Regions from separate parts of the Homo sapiens genome. Here region 1 is linked to region 2. Evidence: chromatin loops called from intact Hi-C (ENCODE). Cell type or tissue: OCI-LY7. All regions are shown on one strand. Links, peaks and the distances in the headings refer to the core of each region. The heading gives the core; the rest is flanking DNA. Region 1 overlaps AXDND1 (axonemal dynein light chain domain containing 1). Region 2 overlaps TDRD5 (tudor domain containing 5).

Region 1 (10,772 bases), core at 2,429-6,428, 160 kb after region 2:
TACGCATAACCCATGGTTTCCACAGGCAGGCACTCTTGATGTGGAAAATTGGGATAGAGCAGGAGAAGGATTAAAACAGGCTCATCAAAAAGGTCTTAAAGTTGATTCTTCAGTTTTCTCCACGTGGAGTTTAGTTCGTACTGTACTTCTGCCATTATCTCCTTATTATTCTGCAGGACAGCAGGCTGAATCTAAAAATCTGAAAGAATCTGTCGTCCCACCCACAGCTCCAATTGAAAATAAAAACAGGAGAGGGAGGATAAAAAGTGGCCTATACCGCCTCTTCCAGTTGCAGAAACATCTGTACGGCCTCGTTTGGTAGCAGAAATAGAAACCCCAATACAAAGAATTTTACGCTGTGCTGCCATAGCTGGAGAGCCCTTAGGACCTTGTGCTTTTCCTAGTTCCGTAAGGCCTGATCCAAATAATCCACAGCAGGTTATTCATGAACACACTCCACTAGAGTTTAAGTTGTTAAAGGAATTAAAAGTAAGTGTGATAAATAATAGCGTACAGAGCCCATTCACCTTAAGATTGCTAGAATCTGTGTTTGGTGCTATGCGTCTTTTACCCTTTGATGAGAAACACTTGGCGTGAACTTGCTTGTCTGCTAGCGCATATCTGATATGGAATTTAAATTGGCAAGAAATGTCTGCAGACCAGGCTAGACAGAACCATGCTGCTGGAAATGGAGACATTACAGAGGATATGCTGTTAGGTAATAGCCCTTATTCAGACCTGGAATGTTAAATGGCACTCCCAGATGCTGCTTATCAGCAGTGTGTACAGGCCGCTAAATGTGCCTGGGCCACAATTCCTGAAGAGGGAGTCCCAGTACAATCTTTTTTACATACATGTAAGTGTCACAGGAACCCTATGTGCAAGTACTTGCAAGATTACAAGAGGCAGTGAAGCGTCAGATTCCTCATACCGTGGCCGCAGAAATGCTAACCTTAACTCTAGCTTTTGAGAATGCAAATGCGGATTGGAAATGTGCACTGGCACTGGTGAGGTGTACAAAAAACTTGGGAAATTTTCTCAGAGCTTGTCAGGATGTAGGAACTGAGCTTCATTGCTCTGCAGTGTTAGCACAAGCAATGGCTAATTTGGCAGTTGACAAATCTAAAAGGAGCCAAAGGTCAAGCCCTAAAATGGGAAAATGTTATAATTGTGGAAAAACTGGACATTTTAAAAAGGAATGCCGCCATATGTTAGGATAGAAAGGACCTTACAATGCTGTGCCCCACCCAACGGAAAAAACGCAGGACTTTGTCCTTGCTGTAACAAAGGAAATCAATGGGCCAATCAGTGCTGCTCAAAATTCATCAGAATGGCACTCTCCTGCCGGGTAACGAGACAAGGGCCTGGACTTGGGCCCCACACACAGTAAGAGTATTCCTAGTCCAGACCTCAACCCCGTTTCAGGGATGGGTTCCCGGAGGTACATTGATTCCCTCACCCTACTCCAGGTGGACAAACTTATTTTATTGATGGCCCTTCCAAAGGTTGTGCCACTATCTGTGGACCAAAACATACTCAAACAATAATGACCTCTGGGGTTTCAGCTCAACACTCAGAGCTAATTACAGTCATTCAGGTTTTAGAGCTCACAGCTTCAGATCCTATCAACATTGTCTGTGATTCAGCTTATGCTGTAAATGTAGCCGGTCGCATAGAAACTGCTACAATTAAAAGTATACTAGACCCAGAACTGCTGAATTTATTTTTAAGACTTCAACAAGTTATTCGCTCTCGTGCAGCTTCTCTTCACATTTCTCTTATTTGCTCTCACACACAACTTTCTGGGCCACTATCTCTAGGTAATGAGAAGCAGACAAATTGATTGGTTCTGTGTTTCAGCAAGCTCAAGTGTCTCACACGCTGCTGCACCAAAATACTTCTGCCCTTACTCGCCTGTTCCATTTATGTCACAGCCAAGCTAGGGCTATAATACAAGCCAGTCCTACTTGCCAGCATGTCTCCCTGGAGCCACACCTGTAGAATGCTGTAACCTATGAGGTTTGGCTCCAAATGAAATTTGGCAAATGGATGTTACACACATAGCAACCTTTGCTAAGCTCAGCTATGTTCATGTGACTATAGACACTTATTCTCATATGCTGCATGCTACATGCCAAACAGGTGAGACAGCTGGTCATGTACAGTGACATTGTCTGTCATCAGTTGCTCATATGGGATACCTGAACAATTAAAACTGACCATGGATCTGCTTATACTAGTATGCTTTTCAAAATTTCTTACAGCTTTGGGCTATAACCCACAAAATAGGAATTCCTTATAATCCTAGAGGACAAGGCATTATAGAGTGGGCACATCAAACATTACAATGCATGTTGAAAAGACAAAAAGGGGGTATAGGAAGCCAACTGCCACCTCAATCAAAACTATATTTAGCTTTATTTACTTTAAATTTTTTGACTCCTGGTACAAATGATAAGACTCCAGCAGAAAGACACTGGCAAGTGTTAGAGGAAAAGAGGAAAATTTATCCGAAAATGTTACGGATATCTGCAGAAGAAGGACAATGGAAAGGTCCAGTGGATTTACTGACGTAGGGACAAGGGTATGCTTGTGTTTTTACAGGAGATGGAGAAACCATGTGGGTGCCCTCAAGGTGCGTGTGGCCATGGAATGGGAGACTGGAGGAACCCAGGGTGGCCAACCATGGGCCCGGTCCCTCCGGTACGAGCCATGAGCCAGCTGAGCCTGAGTGCAAAGACGGAGAGAAGGCTGACAAGGGTCACGATGACATCAACCCTCATAACCTGGGGACAACTCAAGAAAACCATGCAGGAAGCTGAGAAACTACTGGAGCATCAGGGACAGGCAAAAACCCCTGATTCCATATTCTTGGCCATGTTAGCCATAATGTCCTGTGCAGTATGTTTTCCCTGTGCAGAGGCAAAAACATACTGGGCATATGTTCCCAATCCCCCAGCAGTACGACCTAAACTTTGGAGTGAAACTCCTCCTGAGATTTGTCATGATCAGGGAGAGTAGGCTCCAGGACCCCTAACTCCCCCTGACATAGAACAGTTAGATTCTCAGAATAATGTCATTAATTATACCTTCCACTGGAAGGACTTCCTTTGTGTATCACTACACAGACATCGCTCAGCCATAGCTGTCTTACAATTCAAGCTCAAACATGGTTGAGTCACTATGGAAAAATTATGTACTTATTAGGTCTTGGTTCTATTAATGTAACTGGTGTGCTCACCAACCATTCCTGGCCCAGTCGCCCTAATTGTGCTGATTATACAGAATAGATTCCATTCAATAGCTCCTATCCCCTTCTGTGGGCCCAGTGTCTTGGTCCACTGGCTAGAAAACAATCTATGGTAACTGGAGACATTGTGGATTGGAGACCTAAAGGTCAATTAGATGGAAAAGATGAAAATCAGAAATCATAGCACAAACTTCGCTGGCATTGGTAGCAAGCTTTTAATGCTTCTTCTTTATACAACACCGAGATCCAATCCCAGTCTGCCGCCCAGATTGCTTGGCATGGAGCAGGCTTTAGCCCACCTTTTCCTCTGGCATTATCCAGGGAGGAAAGGACCAATTCAAGAGACGATATAGAAGGCAGCACTCCCATTTATGAATGGCAACATCTGGGTTGGAATATTATCCAATAATAGCAATGGTAAGCGACACAGTCGCTTTTTTTGGCAGCTAGGAAGGACCAGCTCCAGGTAAACAATACCCAATTGACCTGCAAATCTTGCCAGTTATATCACTGCATTAATCATAGCACATTGCAAACACATAATATCCCTACTTTCAGGTTTTTGGTTTTTAGGTCGCATCCCTGGGCTACGGATTCCTGTTAATCTGTCTGAGCCTTGGGCTGCCACACCTGCTTTGCATTTTGTGAAACTTCTAACTCAGCTTACTCATCGTGTCCTAGAGCCTTAAGCATGATAATTTTTGCTATTGTTTCCTTGGTCACACTAATAACTTCTGTTGTGATGTCCTCTGTAGCTTTGCATGATTCTATTCAAAGAGCTCAGTACCTGAAGAAGTGGATGCACACAGCCGACCAAGCGTGGCCACTTCAGAATAAAATTAACACTGAGTTACAAATTGAAGTGGTAATGTTAAAATCCACGGTCCTATGGTTAGGGGAACAAGTACAAAGCTTGCAGTTGCAGCAGCAAATGCATTGTCATTTTAATCACACTCATATTTGTGTCACCAACGTAGAATATAACCAAAGTATCTGTGGGACCTTGTGAAAGCCGATTTGCCGGTAGCTTTCACATCCAACATCACCTTTGTTTTATTTTTATGTATTTATTTATTTATTTATTTACTTATTTTTGAGATGGAGTCTCACTCTGTGGCCCAGGCTGGAGTGCAGTGGCACGATCTTGGCTCACTGCAACCTCTGCCTCTCAGGTTCAAGCAATTCTCCAGCCTCAGCATCCTGAGTAGCTGGGATTATAGTCACCTGCCACCATGCCTGGCTAATTTTTGTATTTGTAGTAGAGACAGGGTTTCACCATACTGGTCAGGCTGGTCTTGAACTCCTGACCTGAGGTGATCCACCCACCTCAGCCTCCCAAAGTGCTGGGATTACAGGCATGAGCCACAATGCCCGGCCATTACCTTTAATATTGGTGAATTGCAAAACAAAATTCTTGATTTAAATAGGTAAACTCAAGAATTTCAGCCTTCTTTTGAAGACTGGACTGAATTCCAGCAAGGCCTGGAGAGCCTCAACCCTTGGACCTATCTGAAGCACCACCTTAACATCTTATATGTAGTTCTTGGAATAATGTTGTTTTGTCTCTGTCTTCTGTTCATAGTCTGTAAAATCGGATGGACCGCCAATTGGAAAATGAGAGCTGCCCAGCCTGGCCTTACATTCTTTCAATTAATACATAAACAGAAAGGGGGATATGTAGGGAGCCAAAGGCCTGTGGGATGTGACCAACTCAGCATTCCACTGGCGGCTATATGATCAAACAGCAAACTTTATCATGAAGGCAGGATGTGAGCAAACTCACACTGCGCCTGCCACCAAAAGGTTTGCTGAAGGACATCACTCCCTGCCACCAGGCTCCTTGAAGTTACCTACTGAGAAATCTAGCACCTATTGTTCAAAGGATGCAGTCTCGCAAGCCTGCTGAGAACCAAATGGCCCACTGACAATTACCCGACAATCACCCGCCCCCTTTCTCGCTATCTCTTTTGCCTAATAAATACAGAGGGCTTTGTAAAGCTCAGGGTCCTTGTCCACTAGAGGCAAGGTGCCCCCGACCCCTTCTTCCAAATATACTCTTTTGTCTTTTATTCCCACATTTGCCCCCCTTTGTTCAGTCCCCCTAGGTCTGTGCGGGTTACACTCACTGCCACCCAAGGAGATTTTCCTAATTTCTTTCCTTTTTTTTTTTTTTTTTTCAGTGAGTGTCTCTTTTATAGATGAAGAAGACATATGTTGGGAGAAACAAAGCTTTACAATGTAATATACAGTAGAGCTGTCATTTTAAGCTACACATGAAAGCAAAAGTTACTAATCTTTACCCTGCATAAGCAAATATATATTCAAAGAAGAAAAAAGTGTAAAGCTGATATCTACCGAGCTTTTTGTGTTCAACATAGACTTTTTTTTTTTTACTCTAAGTTTGGGGATACATGTGCAGAATGTGCAGGTTTGTTACACAGGTATACGTGTGCCATGGTGGTTTGCTGCACCTATCAGCTCATCATCTAGGTTTTAAGCCAAGCATGCATTAGCTATTTGTCCTAATGCCCTCCTTCCCCTTGCCCCTGCACCCTCCAACAGGCTCCAGTGTGTGGTTTTTCCCCTTCCTGTGTCCATGTGTGCTCATTGTTCAACTCCCAGTTATGAGTGAGAACAAGCAGTGTTTTGTTTTCTGTTCCTGTGTTAGTTTGTTGAGGATGATGGCTTCCAGCTTCATCCATGTCCCTGCAAAGGACATGATCTCATTCCTTTCTATGGCTGCATGGTATTTCATGGTGTATATGTACCACATTTTCTTTATCCAGTCTACCATTGATGGGCATTGGGTTGGTTCCATGTCTTTGCTGTTGTAAATAGTGCTGCAATAAATATACATGTGCACGTGTCTTTACAGTAGAATGATTTATCTTCCTTTGGGTATATACCCAGTAATGGGATTGCTGTCAAATGGTATTTCTAGTTCTAGATCCTTGAGGCATCACTACATTGTCTTCCACAATGGTTGAACCAATTTACATTCCCACCAACAATGTAAAGGCATTCCCATTTCTCCACAGCCTCACCAGCATCTATTGGTTCTTGACTTTTTAATAATCACCATTCTGACTGGCATGAGATGTATCTCATTGTGGTTTTGATTTGCATTTCTCTAATTATCAGTGATGTTGAGCTTTTTTTTTCTTCATGTTTGTTGGCCACATAAATGTCTTCTTTTGAGAAATGTCTGTTCATATCCTTTGCCCACTTTTTGAGGGGGTTGTTCATTTTTTTTTCTTGTAAATTTGTTTAAGTTCCTTATAGATTCTGGATATTAGACCTCTGTCAGATGGATAGATTGCAAAACTTTTCTCCCATTCTGTAGGCTGCCTGTTCACTCTGATGATAGTTTATTTTGCTATGCAAAAGGTCTTTAGTCTAATTAGATCCCATTTGTCAATTTTGGTTTTTGTTGCAATTGCTTTTGGCATTTTCATCATAAAATCTTTGCCCATGCCTATGTCCTGAATGGTATTGCCTAGATTTTCTTCTAGGGTTTTTATTGTTTGGGATTTTAAAGTCTTTAATCCATCTTGAGTAAATTTTTATATAAGATGTAAGGAAGGGGTCAAGTTTCAGTTTTCTGCATATGACTAGCCAGTTTTCCTAGCACCATTTATTAAACAGAACCTTTTCCCCATTGCATGTTTTTGTCAGGTTGGTCAAATATCAGATGGTTGTAGATGTGTGGTGTTATTTCTCAGGTCTCTGTTTGTTTTATTCCATTGGTCTATATGTCTGTTTTGGTACCAGTACCATGACGTTTTGGTTACTGTCATCTTGTAGCATAGTTTGAATCAGGTAGCATGATGCCTCCAGCTTTGTTCTTTTTCTTAGGATTGTCTTAGCAATATGCGCTCTTTTTTGGTTCCATATGAAATTTAAAGTAGTCTTTTCTAATTCTGTGAAGAATGTCAATGCTAACTTGATGGGAAAAGCATTGAATCTATAAATTACTTTGGGCAGTATGGCCATTTTCGCAATATTGATTTTTCCTATCCATGAGGATGGAATGTTTTTCCATTTGTTTCAGTTCTCTCTTATTTCCTTGAGCAGTGTTTTGTAGTTCTCCTTGAAGAGGTCCTTCGCATCCCTTATTGGCTGTATTCCTAGGTATTTTATTCTCTTTTTAGCAGCTATGAATGGGAGTTAATCCATGATTTGGCTCTCTGCTTGTATATTGTTGGTGCATAGAAATGCTTGTGATTTTTGCACGTTGATTTTGTTTCCTGTGATTTTGCTGAAGTTGCTTATCAGCTTAAGGAGTTTTGGGGCTGAGACGATGGGGTTTTCTAAACATAGAATCATGTCAACTGCAAACAGAGATAATTTGACCTCTACCCTTCCTATGTGAATACTCTCTATTTCTTTATCTTGCCTGATTGTCCTGGCCAGAACTTCCAATACTATGTTGAATAGGAGAGGTGAGAGGGTACCCTTGTCTTTTCAAAGGGAATGCTTCCAGATTTTGCCCATTCAGTATGATATTGGCTGTGGGTTTGACATAAATAGCTCTTATTATTTTGAGATATGTTCTATCAATACCTAGTTTATTGAGAGTTTTTAACATAAAGGGATGTTGAATTTTGTGAAAGGCCTTTTCTGCAACTACTGAGATAATCATGTGGGTTTTGTCATTGGTTCTGTTTATGTGATAGATTACATTTATTGATTTGTGTATGTTGAATCACCCTTGCATCCCAGGGATAAAGCCGACTTGATCATGGTGGATAAGATTTTTGATGTGCTGCTGGATTCGGTTTGCCAGTATTTTATTGAGGATTTTCGCATCAATGTTCATCAGGGATACTGGCCTGAAGTTTTCTTTTTTTTGTTGTGTCTCTGCCAGGTTTTGGTATCAGGATGATGCTGGCCTCATAAATGAGTTAAGGAGGAGTCCCTCCTTTTCAATTGTTTGGAATAGTTTCAGAAGAAATGGTAACAGCTCCTCTTTGTACCTCTGGTAGAATTTGGCTGTGAATCTGTGTGGTCCTTGGCTTTTTTTGGTTGGTAGGTTATTAATTACCAAGCAAATGGAAAGCAAAAAAAGCAGGGGTTGCAACACTAGTCTCTGACAAAATAGACCTTAAACCAACAAAGATCAAAAAAGACAAAGAAGGGCATTACATAATGGTAAAGGGATCAATTCAATGAAAGAGCTAACTATCCTAAATATGTATGCACCCAACACAGAAGCACCCAGATTCATAAAACAAGTTCTTAGAGACCTACAAAGAGACTTAGACTCCACAATAGTAGTGGGAGACTTTAACACCCCACTGTCAATATTAGACAGATTGATGAGACAGAAAATTAACAAGGATATTTCGGACTTGAACTCAGCTCTGGATCAAGTAGATCTAATAGACATCTACAGAACTCTCAACCCCAAATCAACAAATCTTCTCAGTGCCACATGGCACTTATTCTAAAATCATCCACACAATTGGAAGTAAAACACTCCTCAGAAAATGCAAAAGAACTGAAATCATAACAAACAATCTCCCAGACCACAGTGCAATCAAATTAGAACTCAGGATTAAGAAACTCACTCAAAACCATACAACTGCATGGAAATTGAACAACCTGCTCCTGAATGACTCCTGGGTAATAATGAAATTAAGGCAGAAATCAAGAAGTTCTTTGAAACCAATGAGAACAAAGAGACAACACACCAGAATGTCTGGGACACAGCTAAAGCAGCGTTAAGATGGAAATTTATAGCACTAAATGCCCACATCAGAAAACTAGAAGGATCTCAAATCAACACCCTAACATCACAATTAGAATAACTGGAGAAGCAAAAGCAAACAAATCCAAAAGCTAGCAGAAGGCAAGAAACAACTAAGATCAGAGCAGAACTGAGGGAAATAGAGATGTGAAAAACCCTTCAAAGAATCAATGAATCCAGGAGCTATTTTTTTTGAAAAAATTAACAAAATAGACCACTAGCTAGACTAATAAAGAAGAGAGAAGAATCGAATAGACACAATAAAAAATGATAAAGGAGAAATCACTACTGATCCCACAGAAATACAAACTACCATCAGAGAATACTATAAACACCTCTATGCAAATAAACTAGAAAATCTAGAAGAAACGGATAAATTCCTGGACACATCACCCTCCCAAGACGAAACCAGTAAGAAGTTGAATCCCTGAACAGACCAATAACAAATTCCTGATTTCTTTTCTAGCAGCCTAACTTAATTTGACCCAAAAATCTGAAATAGAACTGAGAATATTTAAGCATATTTTTTAAAGTCCCTGAGCACTTGCTTTTTTCCTTGTTGTTCATAAAACTTAACATTGCATTTTTTTTTTTTGAGATGGAGTCTTGCTGTGTTGCCCAGGCTGGAGTGCAGTGGTGCAATCTCGGCTCACTGCAACCTGTGACTCCCTGGTTCAAGTGATTCTCCTGCCTCAGCCTCTAAGTAGCTGGAATTACAGGTGTGAGCCACCGTGCCCGGCCCCTAATATGGCATTTTTAAAGAATGAGATGTGGTCGGGCATGGTGACTCACACCTGTAATCCCAACACTTTGGGAGGCCGAGGTGGGTGGATCACTTCAGGTCAGGAGTTCAAGACCATCCTGGCCAACATGGTGAAACCTTGTATCTACTACAAATACAAAAATTAGCCAAGCGTGGTGGCACATGCCTGTAATCCTAGCTACTTGGGAGGCTGAGGCAGGAGAATCGCTTGAACTCAGGAGGTGGAAGTTGTAGTGAACCAAGATCACACTACTGCGCTCCAGCCTGGGCGACAGTGAGTGAGACAACGTCCCAAAAAAAAAAAAGGATGGGATGTGCCTCAGTTGTAGGTCCGGAATGCCAAGTTTACAATCAGCACTTTGATTGCCAAGCTCTTTATTAAAAAGTCTTACCTTCTGCCACTGTTTGAAGTCTAAAAGAACTGAATTAAATATATTTCCCTTATTAGGGGATAAAATGTCTTTTTCACTGAAAAGAAGAAAAAAAAAAAGAGAAACATCTCAGAACAAGACATAAACAAGATCATCAGTTCACACACTAAAGACTAAACAACTAACATATTTCTCCTCAATAATTTTGAAGCATGCCTTCCAGGTCCAGCCCCTCTCCCCACAGGTATTTATCATTAAATTTGTAAACATAAATTCAGATTCTATTCAGACCTGAGCAATCAAGTTACAGGGCCATGGGCCACAAGAGTATTTTTTTTAAAGGGTGGTCTCTTGAGTCTTGAGAATTAAAAACCAGATCATTATCAGAAGATCTGTTGAATGCAGCTGTCAAAGCACTATATAAATAGAAAGAAAGCCTTTACAGTGATTAAGACTCAACATTTAAGCCAGAAATCCCAACTTCTGGTAGAAAACAATTTCCTTTAATGGCTCTGAAGTCTCACAAGGTGAAAGCTATTGATAAATAAGCTTCTGAAGCTAAAGAGACAAGAACTATGGCCACCCGTGCACACCTCCCAGCTAAGAATCAACAAACAATAGAAATGGGTACACGGCAGG
Region 2 (10,772 bases), core at 2,985-6,984:
ACTTAACAGATATATACAGAACATTTCATCCAACAACTGCAGAATACACATTTTATTTAACAGGGCATGGAACTTTCTCCAAGATAGACCATATAATAGGCCATAAAACGAGCCTCAATACATTTAAGAAAATTGAAATTATATCAAGCACTTTTTCAGACAACAGAGGAATAAAACTGGAAATCAACTCCAAAAGGAACCTTAAAAACCATGCAAATACATGGAAAATTACCTGCTCCTGAATGATCATTGGGTCAAAAATGAAATCAAGATGGAAATTAAAAAATTCTTCAAACTCAATGACAATAATGACACGGTCTATCAAAAACTCTGGGATACAGCAAAGGTGGTGCTAAGAGGAAACTTCATAGCCCTAAACGCCTACATCAAAAAGGCTGAAAGAGCACAAACTGACATTCTAAGGTCATACCTCAAGGAACTAGAGAAACAAAAACAAACCAAACCCAAACCCAGCAGAAGAAAGGAAATAACCAAGATCAGAGCAGAACTAAATGAAATTAACAACAACAAAAAAATACAAAAGATACATGAAGCAAAAAGCTGGTTCTTTGAAAAGATAAATAAAATTAATAGACCATTAGAAAAATAAACCAAGAAGAGAAGAGAGAAAATCCAAATAACCTCATCAAGAAATGAAACAGGAGATATTATAACTGACACCACTGAGATACAAAAGATTATTCAAGGCTACTACAAACACCTTTATGCACATAAACTAGAAAACCTAGAAGACATGGATAAATTCCTGGAAAAATACAACCTGCCTAGCTTAAGTCAGGAAGAATTGGATACCCTGAACAGCCAATAATAAACAGTGAAATTGAAATGGTAATTTAAAAATTACCAACAAAAAAAAGTCCAGGAGAAGACAGATTCACAGCAGAATTCTAATAGACATTCAAAGAAGAATTGGTACCAATCCTTTTGACACTATTCCACAAGCTAGAGAAAGAGGGAAGCCTCCCTAATTCATTCTATAAAACCAGCATCACCCTAATACCAAAATCATGAAAGGACATAACAAAAAAAGAAAACTACAGATCGATATCCCTGATAAACATAGATGCTAAAATCCTTAACAAAAATACTAGCTAACCAAATGCAACAACATATCAAAAAGATAATCCACCATGATCAAGTGAGTTTCATACCAGGGAGGCAGGGATGGTTTAACATATGCAAGTCAATAAATGTGATACACCACATAAACAGAATTAAAAACAAAAATCACATGATCAACTCAATAGATGCAGAAAAAGCATTCAACAAAATCCAGCATTGCTTTATGATTAAAACTCTCAGCAAAATCGGTACACAAGGGACATAGCTCAATGTAATAAAAGCCATCTATGACAAACCCACAGCCAACATAATACTGGATGGGTAAAGTTGAAAGCATTCCCTCTGAGAGCTGGAAGATGACAAAGATGCCCACTCTCACCACTCCTCTTCAACATAGTACTGAAAGTCCTAGCCAGAGCAATCAGACAAGAAAAATAAATAAAGGACATCCAAATCAGTAAAGAGAAAGTCAAATTGTCATTGTTTGCTGACAATATGATCATTTACCTTGAAAACCCTAAAGACTCCTCCAGAAAGATCCTAGAGCTGATAAAAGAGTTAAGCAAAGTTTCCAGATACAAGATTAATGTACACAAATCAGTAGCCCTTCTATACACCAAAAGTGACCAAGCGGAGAGTCAAATCAAGAACTCAACCCCTTCACAATAGCTGCAAAAATAACAAAATACTTAGGAATATACCTAACCGAGGAGGCAAAAGACCTCTACAAGGAAAACTACAAAACACTGCTGAAAGAAATTATAGATGAAACAAACAAATGGAAACACATCCCATGCTCATGGATGGATAGAATCAATATTGTGAAAATGACCATACTGCCAAAAGCAACCTACAAATTCAACGGAATCCCCATCATAATATCACTATCATTCTTCACAGAATTAGAAAAAACAATTCTAAAATTCATATGGAACCAAAAAAGAGCCCGCATAGCCAAAGCAAGACTAAGCAAAAAGAACAAATCTGGAAGCATAACACTACCTTATTTCAAACTATACTATAAGGCTATAGTCAACAAAAAAGCATGCTACTGGTATAAAAATAAGCACATAGACCAATGGAACAGAATAGAGAACCCAGAAATAAACCCAAATACTTACAGCCAACTGATCTTTGACAAAACAAACAAAAATATAAAGTGGGGAAAGGACACCCTTTTAAACAAATGGTGCTGGGATAATTGGCTAGCCGCATGTAGGAGAATGAAACTGGATCCTCATCTCTCACCTTACACAAAAATCAACTCAAGATGGATTAAGGACTTAAACCTAAGACCTGAAACTATAAAAATTCTAGAAGATAACATTGGAAAAACCCTTCTAGACATTGGCTTAGGCAAGGATTTCATGACCAAAAACCCATCAGTAAGAAAAAAAACAAGCAATCCCATCAAGAAGTGGGCTAAGGACATGAATTGACAATTCTCAAAAGAAGATATACAAATGGCCAACAAACATATGAAGAAATGCTCAACATCACTAATGATCAGGGAAATGCAAATCAAAACCACAATGAGATACTACCTTACTCCTGCAAGAATGGCCATCATCAAAAAATCAAAAAACAGATGTTGGCATGAATGCGGTTAACAGGGAACACTTCTATGCTGCTGGTGGGAATGTAAACTAGTATAGCTGCTAAGGAAAACACTGTGGAGATTCCTTAAAGAACTAAAAGTAGGCCAGGTACGGTGGCTTATGCCTGTAATCCCAGCACTTTGGGAGGCCGAGGTGGGTGGACTGCCTGAGCTCAGGAGTTCACAACCAGCCTGGACAACATGGTGAAACCCCATATCTACTAAAATACAAAAAATTACCTGGGCGTGATGGCGTGTGCCTGTAGTCCCAGCTACTCGGGAGGCTGAGACAGGAGAACTGCTTGAACCCAGGAGATGGAGGCTGCAGTGAGCCAAGATTGTGCCACTGCACTCCAGCCTGGGCGACAGAGCAAGACTCCATCTCAAAAGGAACTGAAAGTAGAACTACCAGTTGATCCAGCAATCCCACTACTGGGTATCTACCCAGAGGAATCATTATACGAAAAAGATACTTGCAGATGCACATTTATAGCAGCACAAATTGCAATTGCAAAATCATGGAACCAACCCAAATGCCCATCAATCAACAAGTGAATAAAGAAACTATGGTATCTATATACAATGGAATACTACTCAGCCATAAAAAAGGAATGAATCAGTGGCATTTGCTGTGACCTTGATGAGACTGGAGACTATTATTCTGAGTGAAGTAACTCAGGAATGGAAAACTAAACATCATGTTTTCACTGATATGTGGGAACTAAGCTATGAGGACGCCTAGGCATAAGAATGATACAAAGACTTTGGGGACATGAGGGGAAGGGTAGGAAGGGGGTGAGGGATAAAAGACTACAAATAGGGTGCAGTGTATACTGCTTGGGTGATGGGGGCACCAAAATATCACAAATTACCACTAAAGAATTTACTCATGTAACCAAATACCACCTGTACCTCAACCACCTGTGGAAAATAATAAAACAAACAAACAAAAACCCAAAAAACAAAATAGCCAAACCATAAACCAACTGAACTAAAAGGTAAAATAGACAAATCTATAATTATGTTTGAAAATTTCAATACTCCTCCCTCAGTAGTTCATTAAAAAAGTTAAAAAGAAATCAATGACATAACTGACTTAATTGACATTTATAGAATATTATACTCAAATATAGCAAAATACATATTCTTTTGAAGTGAATTATGAAACATTTACCTAGATAAACATATTCTGAGCCATATGAGTCTCAATAAATATATAAGGAATGAAATCTATGTTGTTGGACCACAATGAAATTCGAACAGAAACATCTCTGAAAAAAATCCCCAAATATTTGGATATTAAACAACACACTTCTAAATAATCCATGATACAAAGAAAAAACCAAAAGGGAGATTAGTAAATTTTGACCTGAAAATGAGTTTTCCTATCAAATTTGAATTTCATATCAAAGTTTGGGAGATGTAGCTATAGCAATACTTAGAAGAAATTTATAACCTTAAATGTTTACATTAAAAAGGGAGCAAAATCAATGACCAAACTTCTACCTTAAGAGCAAAGAGGAAATTAACCCAAAGTAAACAGAAGTTACAAAACAATGAGAACAGAAATCAATGAAATAAAAAGTGGAAAAATAAAAAAAATTATCAAAACTAAAAACTTGTTCTTTGAAAAATACAGCCATGCATCTTTTAACAATGGGGATACATTCTGAGAAATGCATTATTAGGTGATTTCATTGTTGTACAAACATAGAATGTACGTAACACAGACCTAGATGGTATAACCTTACTACACACCTAGGATATATGGTACAGCTTATTGCTCCTAGGCTACAAACCTGTACAGCATGTTACTGTACTGAATACTATAGGTAACTGTAACACAGTAGCATTTGTGTATCTAAACACAAGAGGTACAGTAAAAATACAGTATAAAAGATAAAATGGCACATCTGTATAAAGTACTTACCATAAATGGAGCTTGCAGGGTTGTACGTTGCTCTGGGTGAGTGGGTGGTGAATGTGTAGGCCTAGGACATTATTGTACACTACTGTAGACTTTATAAACATCATACACTTAGGCTATACTAAATTTATCTTGTCATGTGGTAAGGTGTTCAGGGACAATAATATGCATGGAGCTGTCATCACCTATGATAACAATGCCTTCCTTCTGGAATACTTCCTGAAGGAAATGCCTGAAGCTGTTTTACAATTAATTTTTTTAGTAAGGAGTGCACTCTAAAATAATGGTACAAAGTACAGTAAAAACACAAACCCATAACATGGTTGTTGATTGTCATTATCAACTATTATGTATTGTACATAATTGTGCTATATATATGACTGTCACCACAAATGTAAGTGTTGCATTGCACTATGTTGTTACAACAGCTACATCACCACCAGGTGGCAGGAATTTTCCAGTTCTGTTATAATTTTGTGGAACTACTGTTGCACATGCAGTCTTGTTGACACAAGTGTCATTATGTGGTGCATGACTGTGTATAAGTGAATAAATCTTTAGTGAGACTGATATGTGTATGAGAGAGATAGAGACAGATAAAGAGCAAGCATCACAGACCCTAAAGACCTTAAAATGTTACTGGGAGAACATTATGAACAACTTTATTTCAATAAATTTGACAACCTAGATGAAATGGACAGCACCTCGAAAGACAAGGTACCAAGGCTCATTTAAAAAAAAAAAAAGAAAGCATAAAATACAAAATAGCCCTATATCTGTTAAAGAAACTGAATTTGTTGTTTAAAACCTTTCTGCAAAGAAAGCTCCAATTTGGTTCACTGATAAATCCTATGAAATATTTAAGAAAAACAAATACCAATGCTACACAAACTCTTTCAGAATAAAGAGGTGGAAAAAAACTTCCCAACTCCTTTCACAAGAGGCCTGTATTAAAATGATTCCAAAACCAGATAAAAGCATTACAAGAAAACTACAGAATATATCTTATAAACATAAATGCAAAACCCTTAAAATATTAGCAAACTGAAGGTAGCAACATATAAAAAGGATACTATATGATGACCAAGCAGGATTCATCCAGAAATATAAGGTTGGCTGAATATAAAACCAAGAAAAGAAATTTTTAAAAAACAAAAGTCCTATAATAATTTCAATGTATGGAGAAAGAACATGACAAAATTCAACATACATTCAGGAAAAAAATTCTGAGAAACTAGGAATAGGAGGGAATTTTCTCAACCTGATAAAAGGCATCTAAAAAGCTACAGTTAATATCATAATTATGAAAGACTGAATATTTTCCCCATATAGTTAGGAACAAGTCAAGATTTTCCACTCTCACATTTATATAATATTATATAATACTAGAGAGCCTACACTGTGTGGTAAGGGTTGGAGGAAAGGCAGATAGATTGAAAAGGAGGAAGTAAAACTGTCTTTACTCTCAGATGGCATGACGGTCTATGCAGAAAATCCAAACTCTACAAAATAGCTGCTAGAATGATTTGAATTACAGAACTGAGTTTATCAAGTACCATGACTCAAGGTCACAGGATACAAGGTCAACATACCCAAAAAAAAAAAAACCAATTGATTTTCTATTAGCAATGATTAGAAATTTTAAATACCATTTATAATAGCTAAAAAATATGAAAGGTGTAAAGGATAAGTTTAACAAAATATGCGCAAGCTTTATGCATTGAAAACTATAAAACATTGCTGAGAGAATGTAAAGACCTAAATAAATGAAGATATACCATGCTTTTGAATCAGCAGACTTGATACTGTTAAGATGTCATTTTCCCCCCAAACATATCTATAGATCCAATGTGATTCTAATGAAGATCACAATCTTATTTATTTCTGGCAGAAACTGACAAGTTGATTTGTATCAAATTAAATGTATCTGCAAATGCAAACCTAGAATATCCAAAGCACTTTTGAAAAATAACAAAGTTGCAAGACTTAACTACAGTCATGGGCTGCATTATGACTTATGGTCAACAATAGACCACCTGTATGATGGTGGTCCCACAAGATTATAATACTGTATTTTTTCTGTACCTTTTCTATGTTTAGATACACAAATACCCCGTTGTGTTACAACTGCCTACAGCATTCAGTCCAATAACATGCTATAATGGTTTGTAGCCTATGAGCAATAGGCTATACCATATAGCCTAGGTGTGTAGTAGGCTATATACCACCTAGGTTTATGTAACTGCATTCTATGATGATCATACAATGATAAAATCACCTAACAACACACTTCTCAGATCATATCCCTGTCATTGACACAGGACTATATATGACAAAGATATTATAAAGCTACAGGAATAAAGATAGTACAGTATTGGCAAAAACAGAAATGTAGATAAATGGACCTGAACAGAGTCTCAAAATAGAACTACACATGTGTGAGGTGAATGGAGGTGCCAAATTAATAAGGAATAACTGTCTATATGCAGAAAACTTTGATCCATGCCTGGTACCTTAGGCAAATCTGGCTTGAAATGGATAATATACCTAAATATAAGAACTGAAAACATAAAACTTCAAGAAAAACGTAGGAGAAAAACTTGTAACTTCGATTAAAATCCATTAGATAGGCAAGAATAAAAGAAAAATATGGGCCAGGCGTGGTGGCTCACATCTGCAATCCCAGCACTTTGGGAAGCTGAGGCAGGCAGATCCTGAGGTCAGGAGTTCAAGACCGGCCTGACCAACATGGTGAAACCCTGTCTCTAATAAAAATACAAAAATTAGCCAGGTGTGGTGGCTGACGCCTGTAATCCCAGCTACTCAGGAGGCTGAGGCAGGAGAATCACTTGAGCCCGGGAGACGGAAGTTGCAGTGAGCCGAGATCGCACCATTGCACTCCAGCCTGGGTGACAAGGTGAGACTCCCTATCAAAAAAAAAAAAAAAAAGAAAAAAAGAAAAGAAAGAAAAATATGAATAAATTAGACTGTATCAAAATTAAAGACTTTTCCACAACAGACAGGATTAAGGAAATGAAGAAGCAAACATCGGCCAGGAGAAAATATTTACAAAACACGCCTCTGATAAGGACTTACATCTAGAATATGTAAATTTTTCCAATTCAATACAATGACAACACAGTTTTATAAAATGGGCAAAATATTTGAATAGACACTTCAAAAAGGAAATACAAATGGCAAACACGCATGTGAAAAGATGCTCAACATTATCATTAGATTATTATGATCCAACTTAAAACCATGAGATAGCACTACACACCCACTCAAATGGCTAATATTTTTAAAACTGACAATCCCAAATGTTAACAAAGATGTGTAACAACTACAACTCTCATACATATCTAATGGGAAAGGAAAGTCATACAGCCACTTTGGAAAACAATGGTAATTTCTTATCAACATACACTTACTATATGATGCAGTAATCCAACCCCCAGGTATTTACACAAGAGAAATGAACTATGGCCATACAAGATGTATGCAAATAATGACAGTGGCTTTATAAGTAAAGGACCAAAGAGGAAATAACCCAAATGTCATCTAATGGGGAAGGTATAACAAATTTACGTGTATCTGTATAATGGACTAACACTAAACAAGAAAAAGGAACAAATTACTGATATATACATCTTGGATAAACCTCAGAAGTATTCTACTAAGTTAAAGAAGCCAAACACAAAAGATTAGATATTGTTTGATTCCATTTATATGAAATTCCTGGAAAGCCAAAATCATAGAAAGCAGTGGTTGTCTGTGGCTGCAGTTGGGGAAAGAAACTACAAAGTGGCATGAAGGAGCTTTTTTGGGGATGATGGAAATGTTCTGTTTTTTATTTTGATGGTGATTGTATAATTATATATTAATCAAAACTCGAACTGTGCACTTAAAATGAGTAAATTTTACTACATGTAAATTATGTTACTAAAGCTAATTTTAGTAGAAATCAGGCATTTTCATGTTTTGAACTTAATTTCCACGTGCTCATTCTGAGCTCTAACTTAAGTTGTTAACATGATGATTTAGTCAGGCATTTATTGGTTATATTCTAATAGTTTTTATTCAAAGTCCTTCAGCATTACAGTCACAGAAAAATACCAGGATTATTATGCTCAGGGACAGCCATTCAGAAGATATTTGTGAGGTAAATTGCAAATATGCTTCTGTAACTTTGGTGAGGAACTGGAACTAGAGATACAGATTTGGGAGTTGGGAGTCATTTGCAGAAAATAGTGGAAACTGTGGAGTTGATAAAATTGTACTCTTCTTTCACTCCACTTCTCACTTCTTACTAATCTACAGAACCATAGGAAATGCTTAGTCAAATTTGAAATAAGTGAATGACTTCAGTTTTTAAAAGGTCAACTTTTCCATCAGATCAAAGTGTTAACACCACTGAATTTAAAAACATCGTATATTTATATCTCCAAATTCTTATCTCTCACCTGGTTTAATTTTTCAGTGTGATTCAGTCTTGAAGTCTCCACTACATTTAACTTGGAAGTCTTTTCCATGCTCATTATTTGCTTCGGTGGTTCCATGTTTGAAGTGGGTTGTGAAAAGCATGGCTTTGCTACCGGAAAGCCTGTGGAGTATGACCCTTGTTTCATTCTAAATGGCTGGGTAAAAATTTTACCTTTTGTGAGTAATAGAAGAAGAAAGAAAAATTGTCACTAGCAACTTCTATTTCATTTTCCGGTGGCTACATACAGAGGCTACTGTGAGCTAACTGCCTTCAACTTAGAAGCAAAAATTAAGAAAAGAAAGCTGACATTTTTACATCAAGCCAAAACTTACATATAGTGTAAGTTATTAGTCATCCATAGAGGAAGACAGAGATCATTAAGTGTTACCAAAAGCTTGGGGCTATCTAAAAGTCCACTTAAGGTCACCTGAATCTAATTATAGAGAGGTGGGATTCAATATGTAAAAAGCTGTATCCCATTTAGGAGACAAAAAAGTCTCCAAGGAGCCTGCTTAGCACTATGCTTTTCAAACTGGATAACCACTAGTAGTAGTACCACAGTTCTGGGAGGATGAAAAGCTACAGAATAAAATATAAAATATAAATTCTTCAAGATTTGTAGGAAGGGGGAATACCACTGGAGAGGTGTATTCTGTTGCATGACATGAAAGATACATCACCAGACTTCACCACAGCCTAGCTCTTCCTTTACCCTAAGGTCAAGTTCACCAAAAAAAAACAAAAACAAAAAACAAAAAAACAACAGTTGACTTCAAGATATCCTGATGACAGAAGTAGGAACCATGGATGGAGAACATGAACAAAATCACTGGAAAGGAATATTCACCCCCCACTATTCAATAAATTGGTAAAGTGCTTTCTACAACTCAATCTCTTGCAAGTGTAATAGTATGAGTTAGTCTTCCCAAGTTTTAGGACTTCAAGAATACTGATAAAGTTGAGGGCTAGACTTGAAACACTTAGTGGCCTCCAGAGCCTTCCCTATCCAAGTATATCCTCATATCCTCAAACTACATCACCTACCACAGTGTAAATATTGGTTTATAAACTTGTGACACATCCTCTTGGTTCACCTATGTTAATCTAAATGCAGAAGTTGGAGAAAAAGAAAATCACTGAAATAAGCATAGAATTCTCCCAAGTAGGCTCCGCCTATGCTCAGTGTGTAAACTGTACATTGTCAAGGGAGATACTACCCAGATGGTCACACTGGTCTCTTGAGCCTTTAATAGACACAGCATTTGGGCAGAAATTCACTGGATGGGCAGCAATAAGAGCTGGGTATCTAACTCTAGCTGTACCACTTTTCCAGCCATGTGACTTTAGAAAAGCCATTTAATTTTCCTTAGCTTTGATCTCCCTATCTATAAGACACAGTTACTTACCCTACCTAGTATGGTAATGAGAATGCAAGGTAAAATGCTATACAGATAAGGTGGTTATTATTACACCACAAAAGTTACCAAAGTGTCTCCTAGGATAAGCCCCAGTGATGGCAAAGATTAGAAGGGTTAAGGCTAATAATTTAAGTATTTTAACTTTTCATTTTCCATATAGCTTATTTATATGAACACATTCATGTAAAGTTCATTTACAGTGTTCTAGAGAGAGCTGATCTTGTAGTTTTTAAAATAATAATAGCTACCACTTATTATCAGCTT

Evidence for each region. Hi-C counts contacts between places; a loop is a spot of excess contacts. Peaks named below come from ENCODE experiments on the same cell type or tissue, not always from the same donor. Only the 100,000 strongest peaks of a DNase experiment are listed, where the experiment ranks them.
Region 1: it touches region 2 in a loop (5-fold over the local background); 1 of 110 quality-filtered maps calls a loop at or near these places.

What each region holds. Positions count from the first base shown.
Region 1 is chr1:179,431,725-179,442,496 of GRCh38, reverse strand. It overlaps AXDND1 (axonemal dynein light chain domain containing 1), which reads right to left. Exons shown (of 26, transcript NM_144696.6): 15 at 10,155-10,230. Among named protein-coding and RNA genes, the nearest start is that of AXDND1, 71 kb to the right of the region's middle. RefSeq lists an enhancer at 743-1,243. In OCI-LY7, for the core only: no CTCF peak of the experiment used is centred there; DNase peaks (open chromatin) are centred at 4,066 and 5,086; H3K4me3 peaks cover 1,807 bases; H3K27ac peaks cover 2,924 bases.
Region 2 is chr1:179,594,117-179,604,888 of GRCh38, reverse strand. It overlaps TDRD5 (tudor domain containing 5), which reads right to left. Exons shown (of 18, transcript NM_001199085.3): 4 at 9,071-9,261. Among named protein-coding and RNA genes, the nearest start is that of TDRD5, 7.7 kb to the right of the region's middle. RefSeq lists an enhancer at 6,099-6,158. In OCI-LY7, for the core only: CTCF peaks have their summits at 4,850 and 5,054 (motif pointing right); DNase peaks (open chromatin) are centred at 5,058 and 6,078; H3K27ac peaks cover 609 bases.